Regions from separate parts of the Homo sapiens genome. Here all the other regions are linked to region 1. Evidence: read pairs that join two places in POLR2A ChIA-PET (ENCODE). Cell type or tissue: Caco-2. All regions are shown on one strand. Links, peaks and the distances in the headings refer to the core of each region. The heading gives the core; the rest is flanking DNA. Region 1 overlaps WIPI2 (WD repeat domain, phosphoinositide interacting 2). Region 2 has its middle 40 kb from the start of WIPI2. Region 3 has its middle 6.8 kb from the start of SLC29A4.

Region 1 (5,000 bases), core at 1-5,000:
GACAGAGTGAGACTCTGTCTCAATTATTTAAAAAAAAAAAAAGACAGAGCAAAACTTTCAACAGGGAAAGTGGCTCCAGTGTGTCTTAAAAATCAATCGGCATCCCAAAGCCACTAAATTCATGTGAATTTCTTCATAACCCTAGAAATACAAGATACTTTTAGCCCTGTCCGTAATAGCAAGGGGTTTTCCTGGAGTCAGTGTTGACCATGTGTATGAATTAGGAATGTTCTCGCCTTAATGCAGCATCCAGCGATGGGGGTGGGGTCAGGGAGGTGCAAACGAAACCGCCTTTGCAAAATTATGACTGAGACGGTGAACGAGATCTAGCTTTGCTGACTCCATCTTGCTTGTCATCTCCAAGCCGTCCTTGTTCCTCCCCGGGCATAGGCTGAATTAACTTTGGGAGAAAGTTTGCTTATGGTATTTTGCAGACCCTGCACTTGATGGATCCGGCGGCCCCACACAGATCAATGAACTGGCTCATCTGATCTTGTGGCCCCCAGCCAGGAACTCACTGAGTGCAAGAAGACAGCTCCGACTCCCTAACATTTCATCTCTGACCAGTCAGCCCTCCTGGCTCACTGGCTTCTCCCCACCCAAGTTATCCTTAAAAACTCTGCTCCCTGAATGCTCAGACAGACTGATTTGAGTAGTAGTAAAACTCCAGCCTCCCGCATGGCCAGCTCTGCATGAATTACTTTCTCTACTGCAATTCCCATCTTGATGAATCGGCTCTGCCTAGGCAGCGGGCAAGGTGAACCCCTTGGGCGGTCACCCAAATATTCCATTTGCCACAGGCAAAGGAATGTGAGAAAAATACGTGGAAGGCACTAGAGACGCATGGAGAAAGGGATTTAACCCAAGGATCAAAAAAAGGCCTCCTCGAGGGCGACACTCGACTTGGACTCCCAGGGTTACAGAAGCCGGCCAGGCCACCAGATCTGCCAGCTCACGCAAGACCCTGGTGGATAAAAGAGATCGGCTCTTCTGAGGATCTGAAAGTGCGGTACTGCTGGAGCCAGGACAGGGACAGTGAAACAGAATCAGGCTGGGCGGAAGGGCTGGTGCCGGGAGGCCTGCTGAACCAAGGCAGGGGCCTGGGGCTAATCCTGCAGGACAGAGGTGTGGTGGGAGATGTCAGGTGGGGTGTGATTGGATTATATTTACATTTTTCAAACAGCCTGGGTGAGAGTCTGAAGAACGGCCTGACAGGAATCCAGGGCAACAGCAGAAACCAGGCAAAGCCTGGATCAGGTGGCGTGGCGGGAGAGGCACAGGGCGGGCCCACAGGTGGGAGCTCCCTGGAGGCACCATTCAGGCGGAAGGATGCAGGGCCGAGTCCCTCTGGCTTGGGTGCCAGGGTGCTGGCGGGGGTGGCAAGTGGCGCTATTTACCAAGATGGGGAGTGTGAGGGACGAGGGGCCAGGGGCAAACTGGCCTGGTGGCTTGAGGTGCCCAGTGCCCAGCAGGCAGGAGGAATACGGGCACCTCAAGAAGGAAGCCAGGCTACACGTCCAGCCCCGGGATCAGCACACACACAGGCCACGGGGGTGAGGAAGGGGGTTGGGTGAAGAGCGGCTCCAGGGCAGAAACAGGCACAGGAGGGGAACTGGGCAGAAGCAGCAACACAGGAAAACTCCAGAAAGATGTGGTGTAAGGAAGAAGACCAAGGGACACGAGGAGGCAGGAGCTGGAGGAGCGGTGACGTTTGGGGATACTGAGGTGCACCTGCTGCACCTGTGGGGATCCCATGAGGAAAGGGGACCAGATGGCGGGAGAGTCCCCGAAAGACAGCCCCTCCTCTTTCAACAGCCACCTTCAGGGAGGGAGGTACTGATCCGAGACGTGGAGCCACAGACCTGAGGTGGGGTCCCGCCGACCACGGCCATGCGACTGAAAGTGCTCCCTAGGGCTCCAATCTGAGGCACGGGCTCCAGAGCCCGAGGCCTCCCCCGCTCTACTGTCCGACGAGGGAGGGACAGTCCTGCCTCCAAAGCAGGCGCCACAGGAGGCATGTAAGCACCGATGAGGGAAGCTTTGCAGCCTGGAGGGAGGAAGACAAGAGAACTCCAGGCTGCGGCTTCTGGGTTAAAAGAAGGGGCCAATGCCATTTGCTGAGGGTGGAGGCGGAGCTGGAGAGCTGGAACAGGTTCTCAGAGCGTGGCCTTTAAAGGGGAGGGTGTGCTACCCATGACGTCGCCGCCCCGTCCCTTACAGCAGGCTGGGAGCTGCCGGGCACTGGAGGGCCCACCTGGTTGCGTGAGCTCTTCACAACTCTCACGCTAGCTGGTGGGATCGCAAACAAAAACCCAATTTGCTTTTCTGAAAGTGCTCTTCAATTCCCATGACAAGACCGACGCCCAGATCTTACCCGGTGACCCAGCCGGGCTAGAAATGCTCGTGTGGAATTCTCCTGGGGGTTCTACTTGTTTGTTCATAGATAACATAAAACTGAAATCCAAATACAACCTCCAGAATCCATTCTGGACATTCACGTACTTTACCTCTTTACTCCTCTCCGAAACTCAAAGAGTTTTTGTCCTTCTGGAATGGAAAATACCCTAATCACGGTCCCCTGTGGAAGGAAAAGAGAAAAGAAGAATTTGAGCTGAGTTAAAACAGGAATTTCCCATCTTTCACAGCAGACTGCAAATGCGCCACACGGCTATCTCCAGGACAGCTCTGCCCTGGGCCACCAAGGAGTCTGGGGTCCCCCAGGGCCCCCCTTGAACATCATCTCCACACTTTTTGCCACGAGCATAGAAAAACACTCCCCTGTTCTATTGTTGACTTAATGTTCAATCTTCTCTTTAAACCTATTTTAAATGACTACTTACTCTCAACACTAACAGTCTTCAGGGCAAAAGTGGCATATCATTCTATTGTTCTGAGTCATCTGAAGTTTAAACTATTAAAAATAAAAGCCTGGGCCGGGCGTGGTGGCTCACGCCTGTAATCCCAGAACTTTGGGAGGCCGAGGCGGGCAGATCATCAGAGGTCAGGAGTTTGAGACCAGCCTGACCAACATGGAGAAACTGTGTCTCTACTAAAAATACAAAATTAGCTGGGTGTGGTGGCGCATGCCTGTAATCCCAACTACTCGGGAGGCTGAGGCAGAAGAATCGCTTGAACCCAGGAGGTGGAGGTTGCAGTGAGCCGAGACTGCACCACTGCACTCCAGCTCTGGAGCAAGACTCCATCTCGGGGGGGGAAAAAAAAAAAAAATAAAAGCCTGGATTTGTGTGTGGTACACGGGCAAGACCTTGTGGTCTGACGAGGCTTCGGACCCCACCAAGGTCTTTCCTGCCACTTTAAATTCAGTTACGGATCCAGAGAGCCGATTAGCTGGAAATCTCAACTACCTTATAAGGAGTCAATCCCAACTCACCAAATGGTAAGATGCACATGAAGAAAATCTTACTAAGACAAAGAACTAGGAATACAAGGGAGCTCGGCATGTGCCTGCTTTAATGGGAAGTGTCTTGAAGATGCCAACTTCCCCCAAGTTAATATCAGATCTGTGGATGATGAGACAGACATGAACATCTGGGGGAATAAACAGAGAAGCGCCAAGAAAATAACGAGCAGGACTTTGAATGCTTTAATATTAAAAGAATACTATCAAGTGATATAACGGTATTAAATTAGCACAAAAAGAAATAGACTGATGGAAAGAAAGGCCTTAAAATGGGTAGCATTCCAAATTTGCAGGGCAGGAAGAATTATTCAACATTCACCCTCCTACTATACAAATTTTAGGAGGTTCAAACTGTTAAATATAAAAACTGTTAAGAATATCTAGGCTGATGGAAGGTCAAGGTGGGCAGATCTCCTGAGGTGAGGAGTTCGAGACCACCCTGGGCAACATGGTGAAACCCCCATCTCTACTAAAATACAAAAGAATTAGCTGGGTGTGGGCCAGGTGCGGTGACTCACGCCTGTAATCCCAAGCTTTGGGAGCCCGAGGTGAGTGGTCACCTGAGGTGAGGAGTTCCAGACCAGCCTGGCCAACATGGTGAAACCCCGTCTCTACTAAAAATACAAAATTAGCTGGGCATGGTGGCGCATGCCTGTAATCCCAGCTACTCAGGAGGCTGAGGCAGGAGAATCGCTTGAACCCAGGAGGCGGAGGTTGCAGTGAGCCGAGATCATACCACTGCACTTGAGCCTGGGTGACACAGCAAGACTCCGTCTCAAAAAAAAAAAAAAAAAAAAATTAGGTGGGTGTGGTGGCACGCACCTGTAGTCCCAGCTAGTTGGGAGGCTGAGGCACGAGAATCGCTTGAGCCCCAGAGGTGGAGGCTGCAGTGAGCTGAGATCGCGCCATTGCACTCCAGCTTGGGCTACAGAGAGACTCTGTCTCAAAAAAAAGAAAGAAAGAAAGAAAGAAAAGACTATCTAAGCTGAATGCAGTAACTCATGCCTGTAATCCCAGCACTTGGGGAGGCCAAGACAGGAGAAACACTAGAGTCCAGGAGTTCAAGACCAGCCTGGGCAACATAACAAGACCCCACCTCTACAAAAAACAAAAAAATCAGCTAAGCCTGATGATTCGTTCCTGTTGTCCCAGGAGTGGAAGCTGCAGTGAGCCATGATCATGCCACTGCACTATCTCTGTGTTTGTAAATAGTAAAAAGTGGCTGGGCGTGGTGGCTCACTCCTGTAATCCCAGCACTTTGGGAGGCCAAGGCGGGTGGATCACGAGGTCAGGAGTTCACGACCAGCCTGGCCAACGTGGTTAAACCCCATCTACTCAAAATACAAAAATTAGCTGGGTGTGGTGGCGCGCGCTTGTAATCTCAGCTACTCAGGAGGCTGCGGCAGGAGAACTGCTTGAACCTGGGAGGCAGAGGTTGTGGTGAGCTGAGATCATACCACACTGCACTCCAGCCTGGGGGACAGAACAAGACTCCGTTTCAAAAAAAAAAAAAAAGCAAAAAGCAGCAGATGACCTAAGTGTAGAACACCAAGGAACTGTTTACATAAATTATGGTAAA
Region 2 (9,883 bases), core at 3,339-8,338, 73 kb after region 1:
TGGTGTGATCTCAGCTCACTGCAACCTCCGCCTCCTGGATTCAAGTGATTCTCCTGCCTCAGCCTCCAGAGTAGCTGGGATTATAGGTACCCGCCACCATGCCTGGCTAATTTTTATATTTGTAGTAGAGATGGGGTTTCACCATGTTAGCCAGGCTGGTCTTGAACTCCTGACCTCAGGTCATCTGCCAGACTTGGCCTCCCAAAGTGCTGGCATTATAGCCGTAAGCCACTGTGTATTTCTTTCTTTCTTTCTTTCTTTCTTTTTTTTTTCTGGGACGGAGTCTCGCTCTGTCACCCAGGCTGGAGTGCAGTGGCGCAATCTCAGCTCAGTGCAAGCTCTGCCCCCCGGGTTCATGCCATTCTCCTGCCTCAGCCTCCTGAGTAGCTGGGACTATAGGCGCCCACCACCACGCCCGGCTAATTTTTTGTATTTTTAGTAGAGATGGGGTTTCACTGTGTTAGCCAGGATGGTCTCCATCTCCTGACCTCATGATCTACCCGCCTTGGCCTCCCAAAGTGTTGGGATTACAGGCGTGAACCACTGTGCCTGGCCTTCAGGTATTTCTGTTTTGTTTTGTTTGTTTTTGTTTTGTTTTGATTTTTTTTTTTTTTTGAGACGGAGTCTCGCTCTGTCACCCAGGCTGGAGTGCAGTGGACGATCTCGGCTCACTGCAAACTCCGCCTCCCGGGTTCACGCCATTCTCCTGCCTCAGCCTCCCGAGTAGCTGGGACTACAAGCGCCCACCACCACACCTGGCTAGTTTTTTGTATTTTTAGTAGAGACAGGGTTTCACCGTGTTAGTCAGGATGGTCTTGATCTCCTGGCCTGGTGATTCGCCTGCCTCGGCCTCCCAGAGTGCTGGGATTACAGGTGTGAGCCACCGCGCCTGGCCAGGTATTTCTTTATAGCAGTGCGAGAACAGACTAATACACTACCTGGTCACTAACTTACTGAACGTTGGCTAAACAATCTGGGCTACAGTTTCCCCAGGTGCAGAACAGGGTTAGTTGCTCTCAGGGCTACCATGAGGAGTCAAAGTTCACTGGAGGTGTCCTGTATACAAAGGTGAAACAGGTGCTCTGCAGAGGAGACAGGAGGCTGCCTTATGATGTTAAAAAAAAAAAAAAAAAAAAGGGGCAGGGGTCTGTTGGTGAAAAATCATTGGCAGCCACCAGGCAGTCAGGAGCCTCCATGGCTTCTATTTTTGGGGGAATGAAGAAATTGATCTTGGTGGCTCACACCCGCAGTCCTAGCACTTTGGGAGTCTGAGGCAGGAGGATCGCTTGAAGCCCGGAATGCAAGACCAGCCTGGGCAACAGAGTGAAACCTTGCCTCTACAAAAGATACAAAAATTAGCCAGGCATGGTGGTGTGCGCCTGTAGTCCCAGATACTTGGTAGGCTGGGGTGGAAGGATCTCTTGAGTCCAGAAAGTTGAGGCTGCAGTGAGCTTTGACCACACCACTGCACTCCAGCCTCAGCAACAGAGTGAGACCCTGCCTCTGAAAAGGAAAACATTGTAATATAAAAATATATTATTTATATATAATATATAATATGTATTATAGGCCCAGTGTGACGGCTCATGCCTATAATCCCAGCACTTTGGGAGGCTGAAGGACACAGATCACTCGAGGTTAGAAGTTCAAGACCAGCCTGGCCAACATGGTGAAACCCCTTCTCTATTAAAAATATTAAAAAAGGGCCAGGCACGGTGGCTCACACCTGTAATCCCAGTACCTTGGGAGGTCGAGGTGGGCAGATCACCAGGTCAAGAGATTGAGACCATCCTGGCCAACATGGTGAAACCTCATGTCTACTAAAATTACAAAAATCAGCTGGGTATGGTGGCATGTGACTGTAGTCCCAGCTATTTGGGAGGCTGAGGCAGGAAAATCACCAGAACCTGGGAGGCAGAGGTTGCAATGAGCCAAGATTGGGCCACTGCACTCCAGCCTGGGTGACAGAGCGAGACTCTGTCTCAAAGAAACAAAACAAAAAATCAGCCAGGCATGGTGACACATGTCTGTAATCCTACCTACTTGGGAGGCTGAGGTGGGGAGATCACTTGAACCTGGGAGGCAGAGGCTGCAGTGAGCCCAGATTGCCCCAGTGCACTCCAGCTTGGGTGACAGAGCGAGACTGTCTCAAAAAAAAAAAAAAAAAAAAAAAAAAGTCACCGGGTGCAGTGGCTCATGCCTGTAATCCCAGCACTTTGGGAGGCCGAGGTGGGTGGATCACAAGGTCAGGAGATCAAGACCATCCTGGCTTACATGATGAAACCCCGTCTCTACTAAAAATACAAAAAATTAGCCAGGCGTGGTGGCGGGTGCCTGTAGTCCCAGCTACTCGGGAGGCTGAGGCAGGACAATGGCATGAACCCGGGAGGCGGAGCTTGCAGTGAGCCAAGATCGAGCCACTGCACTCCAGCCTGGGTGACAGAGCAACGCTCTGTCTCAAAAAAAAAAAAAGATATCATCTGTTACATATTATATATAATATAAACTATATATTTATAATATGAACTATATGATATAAAAATCTTTATAAAGACATATTTATATAATATATAGTATATAATATATAATACAAACCATATTATATAAAATATATTGTAATTTATATATAAATAGTTTTGCATTTATGTATTTTTATATTACATAAAAATATATTTATATTACATATAAAATATATTTATGCAATATATTACATATAAATAACATTTTATATTACATATATATAATTATATATATTTTTTTCTGAGACAGAGTCTTACTCTGTCACCCAGGCTGGAGCGCAATGGTATGATCTCAGCTCGCTGCAGCCTCCACCTCCCGGGTCAAGCGAGTCTCCTGCCTCAGCCTCCAGAGTAGCTGGGATTATAGGCACCTGCCACCACACCTAGGTAATTTTTCTATTTTTAGTAGAGACGAGGTTTCACCATGTTGGCCAGGCTGGTCTCAAACTCCTGACCTCAGGTGATCCACCCACCTTGGCCTTCCAAAGTGCTGAGATTACAGGCGTGAGCCACCATGCCTGGCCTATTTTATATTTATATTTTATATATCCATATTTTTATATTTTACATACAAATATATATTTTTATGTTATATATATTCATTATATATTATATATATAAAATATCAAACCATGGAGACAGTGTTAAGCATCTTCCCAGTACATGGCCCTGATAAAATGCCATTTTTCCTGTTGCTATTTTTTCCCAGTGGAGACCTGGAAGCAGGATGGCACAGAAGACCCGGAATGAGCCAGTGCGGTTAACAAGAGGAAGCACATGAATTGGAAAGCTCAGTGAGCTCTTGTTTAGATAATAGGATCCATATATCACTAGTGATATGTTCCTTGATTCTCTTGTGATCCATAGATTCCTTCTCCCTCTCTTCCTTTCCTCCGTCCCTCTCTCTGTTGGCATTTTATTTGTAGAAAAAAGTGTAGAATTTCTTACAGCCTGGATTTTGCAGATTGTCTCATTGTGGTGTCATTTGACATATTTTTCTGCTGCCCTTTTATGTCCTGTAATTTGTTGATTAGATCAAGAGGCTTAGACTCAAGTTTTTTTTTTTTTTTTTTCCCCAGGATTACTCATAGGTGATGTCGTGTACAGCCATATAGATGGACAGGATGTCTGGTTTTCTTATTTTTTTTTTTTCAAAAAGATGTCAGCAGTCATTGGTGATCATTACCTAAGGGTGTTTTTGTTTGTTTGTTTGTGTTTGAGATGGAGTCTTGCTCTGTCGCCCAGGCTGGAGTGCAGGGGCGCGATCTTGGCTCACTGCAAGCTCCGCCTCTTGGATTCACGCCATTGTCCCGAGTAGCTGGGACTACAGGCGCCTGCCAACACACCCGGCTAATTTTTTGTATTTTTAGTAGAGACGGGGTTTCACCGTGTTAGCCAGGATTGTCTCGATCTCCTGACCTCGTGATCCACCCGTCTTGGCCTCCCAAAGTGCTGGGATTACAGGCGTGAGAAAAAAAAAGTTTTTTAGAGATGATGTCTTGCCATGTTGCCCAGGCTGGTCTTGAACTGGGCTCAATCGATCCTCCCACCGTAGGCTCCCAAAGTGCTGGAATTACAGGTGTGAACCACCAAGCCCAGCTAGAGCACTCATTTAGGAGTCTAGTTTTCTGACTCCTTCGGAGTCACATGGATTTTTTTAATGAGAAATAATCATTGGTGATTTTTTTTTTTTTTTGAGATAGTCTCACTCTGTTGCCCAGGCTGTGGATTAGTGGCATGATCTTGGCTCACTGCAACTTCCACCTTCTGAGTTCGAGCAATCCTTCTGCCTCAGCCTCCCAAGTAGCTAGCACTACAGACAGGTGTGCACCACCACACCTGGCAAATTTTTTTTTTTTTTTTTTTGGAGACAGAGTCTTGCTCTCTTGCCAGGCTGGAGTGCAGTGGTGTGATCTTGGCTCACTGCAACCTCTGCCTCCTGGGTTCAAGCGATTCTCCTGTCTCAGCCTCCTGAATAGCTGGGACTACAGGTGCGCACCACCACACCCAGCTAATTTTTGCATTTTTAGTAGAGACGGGGTTTCACCGTGTTGGCCAGGGTGGTCTTGATCTCTTGACCTCAGGATCCACCTGCCTCGGCCTCCCAAAGTGCTGGATTACAGGCATGAGCCACTACTTCCGACAAATTTTTGTATTTTTTAGTAGAGACAGGGTTTCACCATGTTGCCCAGGCTGGTCTTGAACTCCTGGCCTCAAGTGATCCACCCACCTCAGCCTTCCAAAATGCTGGGATTACAGATATGAGCCACCACGTTCGGCTTTATCAGTAATTTTTAGAGCACTTTTATTTTGGGAGCTCTATTACAGCAGTTTTATCCATGTCCTAAATAATATAGTTGCATACGTTCTTAGCTCTCATTTTGTAATTAGAGTTGGAATATTCCCCTTCCCATTCATTTTACAGGAGTTTTCATGTTATCTTGATATTAGAAGATGATAGCTGTAAGAGTTTTATTTTCTCTCTTACTAGGGAAGATAGGAAAAATAATAAAGATTTTATCTTTGGAAAAATAAACAAGTGATAGACAAATCTCTGGTGACACTAATCAATATAAAAGAGAAATTATTGGAAAACTCTCTAAAAATAGATATAGGAATTTAATTTTTTTTGCTACTGTTTCATAGCAACCATGAATTTATTGGGAAGGAAAACATTTTCAACCATTTATTATTACTTTTTCTTTTCTTTTTTTTTTTTTTGAGAGGGAGTCTCAATTTGTTGCCCAAGCTAGAGTGCAGTGGCGCTGTCTCTCCTTACTGCAAACTCTGCCTCCTGGGTTCAAGCAATTCTCCTGCCTCAGCTTTCCTAGTAGCTGGGATTACAGATGCCTGCCACCACACCCAGCTAATTTTTGTATTTTAGTAGAGACAGGGTTTCACCATGTTGGCCAGGCTGGTCTTGAACTCCTGACCTTGTGGTCCGCCCGCCTTGGCCTCTCAAAGTGCTGGGATTACAGGCATGAGCCCCCTCCCCCAGCCTATTATTACTTTTTTTTTTTTTGAGACAGGGTCTCGCTCTGCTGGTCAGGTTGGAGTGCAGTGGTGTGATCATAGCTCACTGCAGCCTCAAGCTCCCAGGTTCACGCGATCCTCCTACCTTGGCCTCCCAAAGTGCTGGGATTACAGGTGGGAGCCACTGTACTAGCCTTTGTACCATAATAAAATAAAGTCAGCCCTTCATATTTGGAGGGGATTGGTTCCAGGACACAACCCCTTTGTATTAGTTCATTCTCATACTGCTATGAAGAACTACCTGAGACTGGGTAATTTATAAAGAAAAGAGGTCTAATTGACTCACAGTTCTGCAGCCTGTACAGGAAGCGTGGCTGGGGAGGCCTCAGGAAACTGACAGTCATGGCGGAAGGCAAAGGGGAAGCAGGAATGTCTTACATGGCCAGAGCAGGAGGAAGAGAGAGAAAGACGGGAGGTGCTGCACACTTTTAAACAACCAGCTCTCATGATAAGTCACTCACTCTCACGAGTACAGCACGAAAGGGGAAACCTACCCCCATGATCCAATCGCCTCCCACCAGACCCACCTCCAACACTGGGGATTATAATTTTTTTTTTTTTTTTTTTTCCTGAGATGGAGTCTTGCTTTGTTGCCCAGGCTGGAGTGCAGTGGTGCAATCTCAGCTCACTGCAGCCTCTGCCTCCCGGCTTCAAGCAGTTCTCCTGCCTCAGCCTCCCAAGTAGCTTGGATTACAGGCATGTACCACCATGTCCGGCTAATCTTTGTTTTTTTAGTAGAGACGGAGTTTCATCATGTTGGCCAGGGTGGTCTCGAACTCCTGACCTCAGGTGATCCACCTGCCTCGGCCTCCCAAAGTGCTGGGATTACAGGTGTGAGCCAGCGCGGCCAGCCGGGGATTATAATTTAACATGAAATTTGGGCGGGGACACAGACCCAAACCATATCACCCTCATACCCAAATCTGCCATACTCAAATCCCACAGTTGGCCTTGCGGAACTGTGTATATGAAAAGTTGGGCTTGTATTTATTTGAGTTTCACATCCCTCAAATACTGTATTTTCTATTTGTGTTTGGTTGAAGAAAAAAAAACCTGCATATAAGTGGACCTTCGAAGTTCAAACCCATGGTGTTTGAGGGTCTACATAGTGTATTTTTTCCCCACTGATCTAAAATACAAATTTGTAGAGAAATCTTGAAAAAGTAATAGGCATAACAAATATCTGAGTTAAAAACATGTCCTGATTAAAGGACAATCTGGAAGAAAATATGTATAACCAAAATGACCTAAAGAGGAAGAAAGGAACAAATGACGTAAAACCCCAAAAGGATTATTCTTTTATATGCATATATATAATTTTTTTTTTTTTTTTTTTTTTTTTGAGACAGAGTCTTGCTCTGTCGCCCAGGCTGGAGTGCTGTGGCGAAATCTCGGCTTACTGCAACCTCTGCCTCCTGGATTCAAGTGATTCTCTTTCAAACAATTCTCCTGACTCAGCCTCCTGAGTAGCTGGGATTACAGGGCCCACCACCACGCCCAGCTAATGTTTTTATTTTTTTATTTTTATTTTTGAGATGAAGTTTCGTTCTTGTTGCTCAGGCTGGAGTGCAGTGGTGCAATCTTGGCTCACTGCAACCTCCGCCTCCTGGGTTCAAATGATTCTCCTGCCTCAGCCTCCCGAGTAGCTGGGATTACAGGCATGCGCCACCACACGTGGTTAATTTTTTTTGTATATTTAGTAGAGACGGGGTTTTGCCCTGTTGGTCAGGCTGGTCTCAAACTCCCGACCTCAGGTGATCCGCCCATCTTGGCCTCCCAAAGTGCTAGGATTACAGGCGTGAGCTGCTGGCTAATTTTTGTATTTTTAGTAGAGACGGGGTTTCGCAATGTTGGTCAGGCTGGTCTGAAACTCCTGACCTCAGGTGATCCACCCACCTTGGCCTTCCAAAGTGCTGGGTTTACAGGTGTGAGCCACTGTGCCTGGCCCCAAAAGGATTATTCTGAAAAGAGTCTCCACCCACAAGATTTGTAAATGAATCATTTTTATGGAGATGATTTCTACTGTTTATTTGTTTTCTTTTTGTTTTGTTTTGTTTTTTTGAGATGGAGTCACACACTGTGGGCTCAGGGCTGGAGTGCAATGGTGCTATCTCGGCTCCCTGCAACCTTTGTCTGCTGGGTTCACGCAATTCTCCTGCCTCAGCCTCCTGAGCAGCTGGGATTACAGGCCTACACCATCACACCTGGCTAATTTTGTGTATTTTTAGTAGAGCCAGGGTTTCACCATGTTAGCCATGATGATCTCGAACTCCTGTCCTCGTGATCTGCCTGCCTCGGCCTCCTAAAGTGCTGGGATTACAGGCATGAGCCACTGCGCCCGGCCTAGTGTTGATAATTCTCTCTAGAACCACACGGTAGAAACCACAGGTAGAATCTACCACAAGTTAGAAATCTATGTAGTTGAATGTGCAAAGGACTCCAATTACTGATGTCCAAACTTGATCCAGGAAACCAGATACAAAACCTTTTACAAAGAGACAAAATATTTTTGTAGAAACAAAAGGAAAAGCCAGCTGGGCGGCTGGGTGTGGCGTCTTATGCCTTTAATCCCAGCACTTGGGGAGGCTAAGATGGGAGGATCCCTTGAGCTCAGGAATTCAAGACTAGCTTGGGCAACATAGACCACATCTCTACAAAAATTAACAGAATTAGCTGGGCATGGCAGCATGTGCCTGTGGCCCAAGCTCCTCAGGAGGCTGAGGTGAGAGGATTTCTTGAGCCTTGGAGGTCGAGGCTGCAGATCGCACTACTGCATTCCAAGCTGTCTCAGAAAAACAAACAAACAAAAAAACCAACAAGCGATCCCATGTTATAAAATAAAAGGATTGTTTTTCTCCCACTCAAAAAGAGCATGATTAGCTGGGCATGGTGGCATATGCCTGTAGTTCCAGCTACTCAGGAGGCTGAGGTGGGCGGATCACCTGAGCCTGGGGAGGTTGAGGCTGCAGTGAGCCGTGATCATGCCACTGCCCTCCAGCCCGGGCAACAGAGTGAAACCCTGGCTCAAAACAACAAACCATAGGCCGGATCTAAGAGTAAATTTTAAAAAGTCTCAGTGGCTGTGTCCAGTAATTCAAAATAGATTGATATGAAGCTTACTGTTTAAACATATTAAAAACTGAAATCATTGGATAATTTTCAAATAAAATCACATGGAGACATTCAGTGTCCCCCTCCATGATATATGAAACCATAAGGAATATCAATTTTAGACAAATATTATGCTTGTTTGAACTCTACAGACAATTCCATTAACATTGTAAAACAGGAATTCTAATTTACTAAGTTAAATAAACTAGGATATCTCAAAGTTTTAAACATTACTAACTTCAAAGGTAGAAATGGTCAAGCATACAAAAAGCATCATTTTAAACTTTATTAAACTTCTTTTACTCTCACTTTGTAAGTTTTGGATAAATTTATTTTTTAAGTTATTTGGTGATGGAGTCTCGCTCTTTCATTCAGGCTGCAGTGCAATGGTGTGATCTTGGCTCACTGCAACCTTCGCCTCCTGGATTCAAGTGATTCTTCTGCCTCAGCCTCCCGAGTAGCTGGGATTACAGACACTCGCCACTGCATCCGGCTAATTTTTGTATTTTTAGTAGAGACAGGGTTTCACCACATTGGCTAGGCTGGTCTCGAACTCCAGACCTCGTGATCTGCCTGCCTCAGCCTCCCAAAGTACTGGGATTACAGATGTAAGCCACCGCACCCGGCCTTTTTTTTTTTTTGAGATGGGCTCGTGTTCTGTCGCCCAGGCTGGAATGCAATAGTACGATCTCTACTCACTGCAACCTCCACTCCCGGGTTCAAGCAATTCTCCTGTCTCAGCCTCCTGAGTAGATAGGATTACAGGTGCCACCACGCCCGGCTAATTTTTGTATTTTTAGAAGAGACGAGACTTAGCCATGTTGGCCTCAAACTCCTGACCTCAAGTGATCCACTTGCCTTGGCTTCCCAAAGTGCTGGGATTACAGGCGTGAGCCACTGTGCCTGGCCTACAGATAAAATTTTTTTAAAAAAAGAGATGGAGGTCTCACTGTTTCCCAGGCTGGAGTGCAGCAGTGCAATCCTGGCTCACTGCAGCCTTGACTTCTGACCTCAACTGAGCCTCCCGCCTCAGCCTCCCAAGTAGCTGGGATTACACGAGCAAGCCACCACGCCCGGGTCCCAGACATCATTTTTATGCAGGGGTTCCTCCAAGGTAAATATTGAGATGGGCTACCTCTGATTCCTCGCCTATGAAATGAAAGTAATGACATCTATTTTGGGGACTATCATGAGGACTGAAGGATAGGCCTTAATATAAA
Region 3 (11,136 bases), core at 2,527-7,526, 54 kb before region 1:
GGGAGCCTCCGTTTTTCTCCCAGGTGAATGGAATCATGACCCCGCCCTATTCTCCCTCTACTCACCTGTAGCCTGGCTCTAGGACAGACTGAGCAGAGCCCAGGGGACCCAGGTATAGGACATCAGCCAGCCCTGGGGGACTGGGAGTGTTACTGGCTGGGAGAAGGGTCCAGCCTCGAGGTGAAATCAGGAACCAGGTGGGAATCACACCTGTCCTGGGTCTCTGTGGGGGCCTGTCTATGGGAATCAGGAGAGACCCTCCGGGTCTGAGCCACCAGGTGGGATGGATACAGGCGCCTGCCCAGGCCCCCACCAGGCTCCTACCTGAGGCCCTTCCTTCACTTTCCACCAGATCAGCTCCTTCTCCCCCTTAAGCAACATCTCCGTTGTCAGCGCTCCAGGGAGCCCCCACGGTTTCTTCTGCCCCGCCACCAATGGGGTCAGCACCTTTGCTCCAGGCCTTGCCCATCCCTTCTAAAGGACTGGGAGCCCCCTGAAAGTAGAGACCTGCTTTCGTTCTCTTTGGATCCTCAGTGCGCAGTGAGGCATACAGGGGCTGGCATACAGCAGGAGCCAAATATTTGCTTGAAGGGCAGACTGCATTGGGAGCTGAATAAGGAAGTGTTGAGTGAGGTGACTCCATTCACCTGGGAGCCTCCGTTTTCTCCCAGGTGAATGGAATCACCTGGTGGCGGGGGCTGCTGACGCACTCTTAGGGCGGGACACCCCTCTCCTTCCTCTGCTGCTGTCTGGGCGGAGGTTGGGGGTGCTGCTGCAGGGGGGCCCAGTCCATTGCTCCAACTAGTTAATCTTAAAGTTCATGACGGCTGGGCGCAGTGGCTCACACCTATAATCCCAGCACATTGGGAGGCCAAGGTGGGCGGATCACCTGAGGTCAGGAGCCCGAGACCAGCCTGGCCAACGTGGTGAAACCCCGTCTCTACTAAATATACAAAAATTAGCTGGGCGTGGTGGTGGGCGCCTGTAATCCCAGCTACCCAGGAGGCTGAGGCGGGAGAATTGATTGAACCCAGGAGGCAGAGGTTGCAGTGAGTCGAGATGGCTCCACTGCACTCCAACCTGGGTGACAAGAGCAAAACTCCATCTGGAAAAAATAAAATAAAATAAAATAAAAATAAAGTTCACAAGCTCCAGTGCTTCCCATAAGCCTAGAGCTTTCAACGGGGATCCCTGCCTTGTCCTGGATGTGGGGGTGGGGTTTCCAGATAAGAATTATTTGGTGGGCCAGGTGCAGCGGCTCACGCCTATAATCCCAGCACTTTGAGAGGCCAAGGCGAGAGGATGGCTTGAGCCCAGGAGTTTGAGACCAGCCTGGGCAACATAGAGACTCTATCTCTACCAAGAAAAAAAAAAAAAAAAAAAAAAGCGAAAATAAGCTGGGCATGGTGGTGTGTGCCTGTAATCCCAGCTACTCGGGAGGCTGAGGCGGGAGGATTGTGTTAGCCTGGGAGGTGGAGGCTGCAGTGAGCTATCATTGTGCCACTGCCCCCCAGCCTGGACAATAGAGCAAAGCCCTGTCTCTAAAAATAAATAAGTAAATCAATAATAAAAACATTATTAGGTGCATGTGAGACATTTTCTAGAGGCAGGGGACGCATCAAGGGGTCCCTGCTCCCCTGGAGTTGCACTTAACTGGTGGGTGCTGGCAATAAACAGGTACAGTAATTTCGGAAGCATCAAATGCTTGGAAGACTAGATGGGGGTGGAGCAGGCACCAGCACGTGACTAGGGGACAGGGCTGGGCTTTGGTATCCAGGTGGTCTGAGAAAGCGATATCTGAACTGAGAGATTTGAATGATGGAAATGTTAGTGGGAAGGGTGTTCCCAGCACAGGGAACAGCCAATGCAAAGTGCTGAGTCTGGAAACAGCTCATTTAATTCAAGAACAGGAGGGCCACTGTTGTGGGAACAGGGACAGCGGGGAGAAGGGAGGTGAGGTTGGAGAAGGGAAACAGCCAAGGGGGGTCTTGTTGGCCATGGTGAGGGGTTGGAATCCTTGGAGCAATGCTTTTTTTTTTGAGACAGAGTCTCGCTCTGTCACCCAGGCTGGAGTGCAGTGGTGCGATCTTAGCTCACTGCAATCTCTGCCTCCCCAGTTCAAGCGATTCTCCTGCCTCAGCCTCCCACGTAGCTGGGATTACAGGCACCCACCACCACGCCTAGTTAATTTTTGTATTTTTAGTAGAGACAGGGTTTCACCACTGGTCTCAAACTCCTGACCTCAGGTGATCTGCCTGCCTTGGCCTCCCAAAGTGCTGGGATTACAGGCATGAGCCACCGCGCCCGCCACAAGGCTTTTCTTTTTCTTTTTTTTTTTTTTCCAGATCTCCCCATTGCTGGGTTGCTGGTGGGACTGAAAATGGGACCAACCCTTTTGGAACATAAACTGGCTTAAAAGACATGCTTACCTTTTGGTCCAGAAAAATCTGGCCTGAGGAAATATTTCTAAATGCAGAAAAGTTTTTATATACAAAGACGTTCGTCATAAGAGCCAAACACTGCAAATAGTCCCCTTGGCCAAGACGAGTCCCCGATTTACGTTACCCGCCATGGGGAACAGATGACATGATTGTTATATTTGAAAAACCCAGAGAAATCAGTGAAATAATATGTAACCCTGCAGAGAAATCTGAAGTCACCACCAGGCTATGCGGTTAGGAAGATTTAGAATAATATGGAAAGCTGGCAGCATGACAGCGTTAGGGGATACAGAAACAGCAAAGGGAAACACAAAAGATACCTTCCGCTGTGTGCCAAAAACAAAAAAAAAAAAACAAAAAAGGAAAAAACTGGGTAAAATGATTTTCTGGTAAACTATAAATAAGCAGAAAAGCTGTTATCAGAAAGAAAGAAATCTAAATAGAACAATGGAAAGGGCATGGGGAAATTGGTTAAAGAATTTCTACTTTCCTGCTGGGCGCAGTGGCTCACGCCTGCAATCCCAGCACTTTGGGAGGCCAAGGAGGGCGGATCACTTTGAGCTCAGGAGTTTGAGACCAGCCTGGGCAACACGGTGAAACCCCGTCTCTACTAAAAATACAAAAATTAGCTGGGCGTGGTGGTGCATGCCTGTGATCCCAGCTGCTTGGGAGGCTGAGGCAGGAGAATTGCTTGAACCTGGGAGGCGGAGGTTGCACTGAGCTGAGATCTTACCATTGCACTCCAGCCTGGGAGACAGAGTGAGACTCCGTCTCAAAAAAAAAAGAAAGAAAGAAAGAAAGAAGTTTATAGATTTCACTGTTTATCAGCTGTGCCTAAAAACAAAACTAAACAAAGCCCATACCACATTTTGACCTCTAGCTAACGATATGCATGTTTAAGGGCCAAGTGCCCTAATGTCTGCCACTGACTTTGAAATGCGTGAAAATTTGGAATTGGCAGGTGGATAGGGAGCTACATAGATGGATAGGTAGGGATCAGAAAAGGCAGAGAGCAGAATGCGGGCAGTGAGCACGTGAGTTTTCACTGTGTAATTCTTTCCACTTTTTAAAAAATAGAGATGAGGTCTCACTGTGTTGCCCTGGCTGGTCTCAAACTCCTGGCCTCAAGTGAACCTCACACCTCAGCCTCTGCCTCCCAAAGTGCTGGGATTACAGGAGGGTGAGCTGCCACCTCCTGGCCTTCTTGTTCTTCTTTTTTTTTTTTTAGATGGAGTCTTGCTCTGTCACCCAGGCTGGAGTGCAGTGGTGCGATCTCGGTTTACTGCAACCTCCGCCTCCTGGGTTCAAGAGATTCTCCTTCCTCAGCCTCCTGAATAGCTGTGATTATAGGTGCGTGCCACAACATCTGACTAATTTTTGTATTTTTAGTAGAGACGGGGTTTTGCCATGTTGGCCAAGCTGGTCTCGAACTCCTGTTCTCAGGTGTTCCACCCACCTTGGCCTCCCAAAGCGCTGGGATTACAGGTGCGAGCCACTGCACCGGGCCCTTTTTTTAAAAATAGAGATGGGGTTCTTGCTATGTAGTCTAGACTAGTCTTAAACTCCTGGCCCCAAGCGATCCTCCCGCCTCAGCTTCCCAAAATGCTAGGATTATAGGTGTGAGCCACCATGCTCAGCTTCCACTGTTTTTTATGTTTAAAAATTTCATAGTAAGGTGAGGTAGGAGGATTGCTTGAGGCCAGGAGTTCGAGACCAGCCTGGGCAACATACTGACACCCTTATCTCTAAAAAAATTTTAAAAATTATCTGGGCATGGTGGTCCACTCCTGTAGTCCCAGCTACTCAGGCAGCTGAGGTGAGGGGATTGCTTGAGCCCATGAGGCGGAGGCTGCAGTAAGCTGTGATCCCACCACTGCACACCAGCCTGGGAGACAAAGCGAGACCCCATCTCTTTAAAATAAAACATAATAAAATGTTTGGGGGGAGGAGAGGCCGGGCACAGTGGCTCAGCCTGTAATCCCAGCACTTTGGGAGGCCAAGGCAGGTGGATCACCTGAGGTCGGGAGTTCGAGACCAGTCTAGCCCATATGGTGAAACCCTGCCTCTACTAAAAATACAAAAATCAGCAGGGTGTGGTGGCGGGTGCCTGTAATCCCAGCTACTTGGAAGCATGAGGCAGGAGAGTCACTTGAACCCGGGAGGCAGAGGTTGCTGTGAGCCGAGATCATACCTCTTTACTCCAGCTTGAGTGACAGAGCAAGACTCCGTCTCAAAAAAAAAAAAAAAAAAAAAAGTTGGGGGAAGGAGAGAAAAATAAAGAGAGCCCAGTGGGGCAAACCCCCACCCAGCCCTTGCCGCCTGCCACTGCTCCAGCCGGGCTGTTCCAGGCCGGGCAGCTGTGCCATCTGCTTCTGGCAGAGATCAAACTTAATTCGTTCCCAGCTTATTAACTTAAAGCCCATTAGAATCTTTCCCGTCAATCCGTACACGCAGTGGAGATCAGACAGAGATGGGGTGAAGGGCCCTGCTTGGGACACGGTTCCCTGCGGAGGCAGAGGGAGAGGGGGCTGGCCGGCTGGGCTTTCGGGGGACGAGAGCCTCCCACCTCCTCAGTCTCCCCGGGTGCAGGGAGTGGCTTTCATAGACGTCAGCTCCTCTCATTCGCACAGGGACCTGGGTACCAGCGAACCACCTTTTGCAGACCAGGGAGCCAGCTGGTGAGTGGTGAGGCGGGGGTCCCACTGAGGAATGGTGGGTCTGATCGCATGACACCAGCCATCATCATGGTGACACATTACTGCATTTCTGCTCTCAGCAATTCCAAGACAGGGGCAGGACTGGGCCACCTTATGGTGGGCCTAGGGACCAAGGCTGGCAAGCCTGACCGTGGACAGAAACACCCCTTGCAAACTCGCTGAGCCCCAGGATCAGAGTCCCTGGGCCGTTCCGCGTCAGCCCCATGTCTGCCTTTGCCGGGACGTGACACCGCCTGCTTCCCCTGCATTCAGGCACCATGGAGTCAAACTTGCAAGAGAAAACGAGACCCACGGCCAGGTGTGGTGGCTCACGCCTGTAATCTCAGGACTTTGGGAGGCCGAGGTGGGTGGATCACCTGAGGTCGGGAGTTTGAGACCAGCCTGGCCAATGTGGCGAAACCCCGTCCCTACCAAAAATACAAAAATTAGCCAGGCATGGTGGTGCGCGCCTGTAATCCCAGGTACTCGGGAGGCTGAGGCAGGACAATCGCTTGTACACAGGAGGCAGAGGTTGCAGTGAGCCGAGATCGTGCCACTGCACTTCAGCCCAGGTGATGGAGCAAGACTCCGGCTCCAAAAAAAAAGAAAGAAAAAAAGAAAGAAGAAAGAAAATGAGACCCAACCATCTGGGCCAAACAAGCAAATTCAATCAACAAATTAAGCCCCATGATCCTCTCTGGAGAGGGCAAGGCAGCCTGTGTGCGCTGAACGGCAGGGCTCTGCAGGAACAGGGAGGGGCTGGCGCTCACCCACCAGCTACGCGCCAGGCTCTGGGCCAAGAGTGTCCTCTGCTCAGAACCTCACAGTGACTACAGGAGGGGAGACATCCCAGACAGATGGGAAGCCCAGGCTCAGAGAGGTAGAGGAGCTCACCCAAGTCACACAGTGAGGCCAGGCAGATTCTGGTCCCTCCCCAGGCCGCGGTCCCGTCAGCCCTGCCCGGTTAAGCTGCCCCACTGGACGCCCCCACTCTCATTCCAGGCCCCTCTTCCTGAAGACCAGAGAGGTGCGCCCCAGGCCAGGCTTCTGGGACTGGGGCCCCAAGCCATAGGTGGCCTCCTGGAGCTTCATCCCCCAGGACACCCCAGGCCGGAGAGGTGCGGTAAAGTCTTTCTGGGACTGCGGGCCGCAGCTGGAGGCAGGCCCAGGACAGGAGGAGCCTCCTGGCCCAGCTCCAGGAGCTGTCGGCTGGAAGGAGCACTTCATTACCAGCTGGGCTGCTGTGAACGAGGTTACAGGGGAGGGAGGCCCAAGGGACCCGAGGTCGGCCTGGAGTCCCCTTTCCAGCCAGCTCCAAACCCCTCCATGCAGCTGGGCACCCCAGGCCCTGCTCGAGCCCATGAGGTGCCTCCCCACCCAACCCCCCACTGGAAGCACCAGCCACACCCAATCATGCCCATGCATCTGTAAGGGGTAAGGACTAGTGTTGCCTCCTCCAGGAAGCCTTCCCTGACTGCTGCATGGTAGGAGTGACTCTGAGCACCCTGAGCACACATCGTCTCATCGAATCCTCCCTGTGACCTCTGTGGGAGGCTCAAGGGAATGAGGCCCAGAGAGGTGAAGGCAGCTGCCCAAGGCCACCCAGTGTGGAAGCTTGAATCAGCTCCTCTCTGGGCCTCGTGACAGGGCTGGGTACCGAGGAGGGCCTGATAAGTGTTGTTGAAAGAATTTTGTCAAAAGGGCTGGGTGAAGGGACTACTGTTGGGGACGGAGAGGCAGGGATGCTGCCCAGGGTGCAGCCCCCACCCTGTTGACCCCAGATGAAGGCAGGAAGGATGGCTAGATTCCCACAGATTCATCCAGTCCCTGAGCGCCTACATAATAGCTCCTGTTTTATGCCTTTGGCATTAACGTGCCCATTTCACAGATGAGAAAACTGATGCCAGAGGGCCTGAGGCCAGTGCAAGGTTCCCAGCCGGGCTCCAAGGGAGCACAGAGCCAAGACCTGAACCCAGGTCTGCCTGGGCCCCGAGCCACTGTCCTTCCCAAGACCCCCAGGTCAGCCGAGGATCCTGGCCTTACCTGGTTCTTACCTGGGACTTTCCTGTGCTCCTTCTAAGGCCTCTCCCCGTGGCATCAGCGTCTGCCCGGCATACACACTACTCGGAGAAGCCTTTGTACTCTCTATTTACAAGAGGAGGCTGTGAGCAAATTAGCAGGGTAACCAGGGAAAATGTTTGGCGTCCGTGGGTGAGAGTTGGAGCCATCTGTTCCCAAGTGCTGAGAAAACACTGGAGCACTCCCTGGAGCCGTGGTGCCCGGCAGAGCTCCAGGAAGTGGGACCAGGCACCTGCAGGCTGTGTGTCCTGGGGCAGGGCGCTCACCCTCTCTGGGCCTCAGTGTCTGGATCCGTAAAACCTGCGGGTCTGTCCAGCCTCGTGGCTCCAGGATGCTCCCTGTCTCCTTTCCCCTCCCGCCCCTCTGCTCCTGGGCTCCACACATCCTTTCTGTGCCCGCACCCTGAGACCAAGCCCTTCCCGGGAAGGAAGGCTGGCAGCCTCCACCGTGACGACAGCGCCGGCCTGCCCAGCACCGGCCTTGGGGATTTATTTACCATTGCACTCATTTGTTCCCAAGCTGAAAATAGCTTTATTGTTCCCTCTAAAGACAAAGATAATATTTCACCAATCCAGAAATGTATGCTGTAGAAAAGTAAATCGAGAGAGAGTGCCTCCCCGCCTATGCCAGGCACCTGTCCCTGGGAGCAGCGGCCCAGGACCTGCCAAGCAGCTGGTCACACAGTGGGCCATACACAGGGTGGGATCCTTGACTGGGGTATTTCAGAGACAGAGAGATAAAAAGGGGCGGCGGGGGCTGGGTGCGTTGGCTCGCGCCCGTGATCCCAGCACTTTGGGAGGCTGAGGTAGGCGGATCACCTGAGGTCAGGAGTTCGAGACCAGCCTGACCAATATGGTGAAACCCCATCTCTACTAAAAATACAAAAACTAGTCAGGCGTGGTGGCGCGTGCCTGTAATCCCAGCTACTCAGGAGGCTGAGGCAGGAGAATCGCTTGAACCTGGGAGGCGGAGGTTGGGGTGAGCTGAGATCACGCCATTGTACTCCGGCCTGGGTGACAAAACAAGACTCTGTCTCAAAAAAACAAAAAAAGAGGTAGATGGCGGGGAGGGAGAGAGAGGGAGGGAGAGACAGGAAAAGAGAGAGGGGATGTGAGAGAGAGGGAGAGACAGAGGGAGACAGGAGAGAAAGGGAGAGAGAAGTGGAGGGGGAGAAAGACAGGGAGACAGGGAAAAAGAGAGGATTACTCCTCCCCACCTGGGACTCTTCAGCTCCTTATCAGTGTCCCTGGAGGCTGGGCCTCAGGGGTGGCTCCTTGGGGACAGGTGTCCTTTCCCCCACCTTGCCCTTCTCCCCTAGTCAGGACAGAAGAAGAGTTTCTAGTCTGAGTCTTACCGCCTCCTAACCGTGTGACCTAAGACTTTAAGCCTTTGTCTTACCGAGCCTCAGTGGCCTCAGCTGTAACGTGGGGTAACCATGGCACAGGATAACTCTGAGTTACATGGACCACGTGTGGCAGTCCCTGAGCCGGGGCTGGCACTGAATTGGTGTCCAGCGGCCATTTGCCGTGGTCAATAGGATCAATAAAATGCCCGGGGTATCTGGCCGCTCGGTGGAAATTGACCCACGTGGGGCCTTTGCTGGCCACACCGGGCCCCTTGGTGAGGCTGAGGCACGTCACCTTGTCCATGAGTGGACGTGGACATGGACATGGGCTCCTTTGCTGGAGGGAACAGCTCTGTGCTGTGTCCTGGAACTGCTCCCAGCAGCTCCAGAGAGCTGATTAGCACATTTTCAAGAAATATTGCGAGAAGGTTGTTAAACTCAGCCACTGTTTATTTTATTTTATTTATTTTATTTTATTTTATTTTCTATTTTATGATGGAGTCTCGCTCTGTCGCCAGGCTGGAGTGCAGTGGTGCGATCTCGGCTCACTGCAACCTCTGCCTCCCTGGTTCAAGTGATTCTCCTGCCTCAGCCTCCTGAGTAGCTGGGACTACAGGTGCGCACCACCATGCCTGGCTAATTTTTGTATTTTTAGTAGAGGCGGGGTTTCACCATGTTGGCCAGGATGGTCTCGATCTCTTGACCTCGTGATCTGCCCACCTCAGCCTCCCAAAGTGCTGGGATTACAGGCATAAGCCACCGCGCCTGGCCAGCCATTGTTAAAAATGGAATGAAATAAACATACAAAGGTAATACAAACTCAAAATTCATCACTGTCTAATTATTTGACTAGGGTCTGCATTCTCCGGGTTATTTCCGTCCCTGGTACCCTGTAGGATGGAAATGCCAAATGACAGTGTGCTGTGCGGCTGCGTTCTCTCCCCATATCCAAGTCCAGTGATGTCATCTTGGCACCTTGAAATCAACCACGGACCAGTGCCGTGGTTCACACCTCTAATCCCAGAGCCACAGGAAGCCGAGGCGGGAGGATGGCTTGAACCCAAGAATTTGAATACAGTCTGGGCAACATGGTGAAACCTCAACTCTACAATAAATACGAAAGTTAGCCGGGCGTGGTGGCGTGCACCTGTAGTCCCAGCTACTTGGGAGGCTGAAGAGGGAGGATTGCTTGAGCCTGGGAGGCAGAGGCTGCAGTGGGCTGAAATTGTACCACTGCACTCTGGCCCCAATGACAAAAGCGAGACCCTGTCTCAAATTAAAAAAAAAAAGGAAAAGAAAAAGAAAAAATGAAAGATATGAAACAGGAGCTGGGTGCCTGCCTCTAGTCCCAGCTACTCAGGTGGAGGCCGAGGTGGGAAGATTGCTTGAGCCTAGGAGTTTGAATCCAGCCTGGACAACATAACAAGACCCTGTCTCTAAAATAAAAATTAAAAAAAGAAAAGTATGGACAGAATGTATTTGCCTAGCAGTTTTTCCGCTTGATTTATAACTCTTAAGTATGATGTGTGAGCCTTTCATCGTTTGGCCCTCATCCCAGGCCTTGTATATTTAGGGGTAGGTATGACCTCAAGTTCCAGCCTCCATATCTTCTTTTTTTTAGAGACAAGCTCTTGCTCTGTTTCCCTGGCTGGACTGCAGTGGCACAATCATAGCTCACTGCAGCCTCAAACTCATGGGTTCAAGTGATTCTCCTGCCTCAGCCTCCCTGAGTAGCTGGGACTACAGGAATATGCCACCATGCCTGTAGTCCCAGCTACACAATTTAAAAAATTTTTTGTAGAGACAGGGTCTCACTATGTTGCCCAGCCCTGTCTCAAACTCCTGAGCTCAAGTGATCCTCCTGCCTCAGCCTTCCAAAATGCTGGGATTACAGGCAAGAGCCACTGCACCCAGCCTCTGACTATATGTCTTTGTTCATGCTGTTTTGTCTTCTAAAAACACCAGTCCCCTTGGAAGCCTTCCTGGGCTGTCTGAACATGGCTGTGGTTGTTATAATTATGGGCTGTGAGCCTGATGAGGTGGGGATGGGTCCCAAGGTCGAGGCTCCTTGAGGGGGCTGGTCCCAGCCCGCTAAGAGCACGGGTTGGTGAGAGGTGGCTGGTTTGTCCCTGAAGGAGCTTATCTTGGCTGAATTCTCCTAATCCTCTTGCAGGATTAAGGAAACTCAATGCACGTCTCGTTGATAATGCCCTTTAAGGATTTAATAAGCTTTGGGCTTTCCAAGAGAAAGCCTTGGATGAGGAATTTGAAAAACTTGCCTCAGCTCCAGACTTCGCTTCTCACTCACTGGGTGACCTTGATCTGTGGCTCCATTTCTCTACCTGCAAAGAAAAGGGGTGAGTGGTGGCCTGTGGTCCCTGCGCTGTTGTGTGTCTTAGGGGAGGGCTGCACACAACAGCTGGGACTACAGGTGCGCACCACCACGCCTGGGCTGATTTTTGTATTTTTAGTGGGGGAGGGGGGGGTTTCACCATGTTGGCCAGGATGGTCTCGATCTCTTGACCTCGTGATCTGCCGCCTCAGCCTCCCAAAGTGGCTATAGTGTGTATTGGTT

The links. Peaks named below come from ENCODE experiments on the same cell type or tissue, not always from the same donor. Only the 100,000 strongest peaks of a DNase experiment are listed, where the experiment ranks them.
Region 2: POLR2A ChIA-PET joins it to region 1 with 5 read pairs; 3 of 35 experiments call an interaction of 5 or more read pairs at or near these places.
Region 3: POLR2A ChIA-PET joins it to region 1 with 9 read pairs; 2 of 35 experiments call an interaction of 5 or more read pairs at or near these places.

Annotation. Positions count from the first base shown.
Region 1 is chr7:5,220,180-5,225,179 of GRCh38, reverse strand. It overlaps WIPI2 (WD repeat domain, phosphoinositide interacting 2), which reads right to left. Exons shown (of 13, transcript NM_015610.4): 8 at 2,508-2,578. Among named protein-coding and RNA genes, the nearest start is that of WIPI2, 32 kb to the right of the region's middle. RefSeq lists an enhancer at 1,628-2,377. In Caco-2, for the core only: no CTCF peak of the experiment used is centred there; a DNase peak (open chromatin) is centred at 2,259; H3K4me3 peaks cover 193 bases.
Region 2 is chr7:5,145,568-5,155,450 of GRCh38, reverse strand. No RefSeq gene overlaps it. Among named protein-coding and RNA genes, the nearest start is that of WIPI2, 40 kb to the left of the region's middle. In Caco-2, for the core only: no CTCF peak of the experiment used is centred there; no DNase peak of the experiment used is centred there.
Region 3 is chr7:5,270,536-5,281,671 of GRCh38, reverse strand. No RefSeq gene overlaps it. Among named protein-coding and RNA genes, the nearest start is that of SLC29A4, 6.8 kb to the left of the region's middle. In Caco-2, for the core only: no CTCF peak of the experiment used is centred there; no DNase peak of the experiment used is centred there.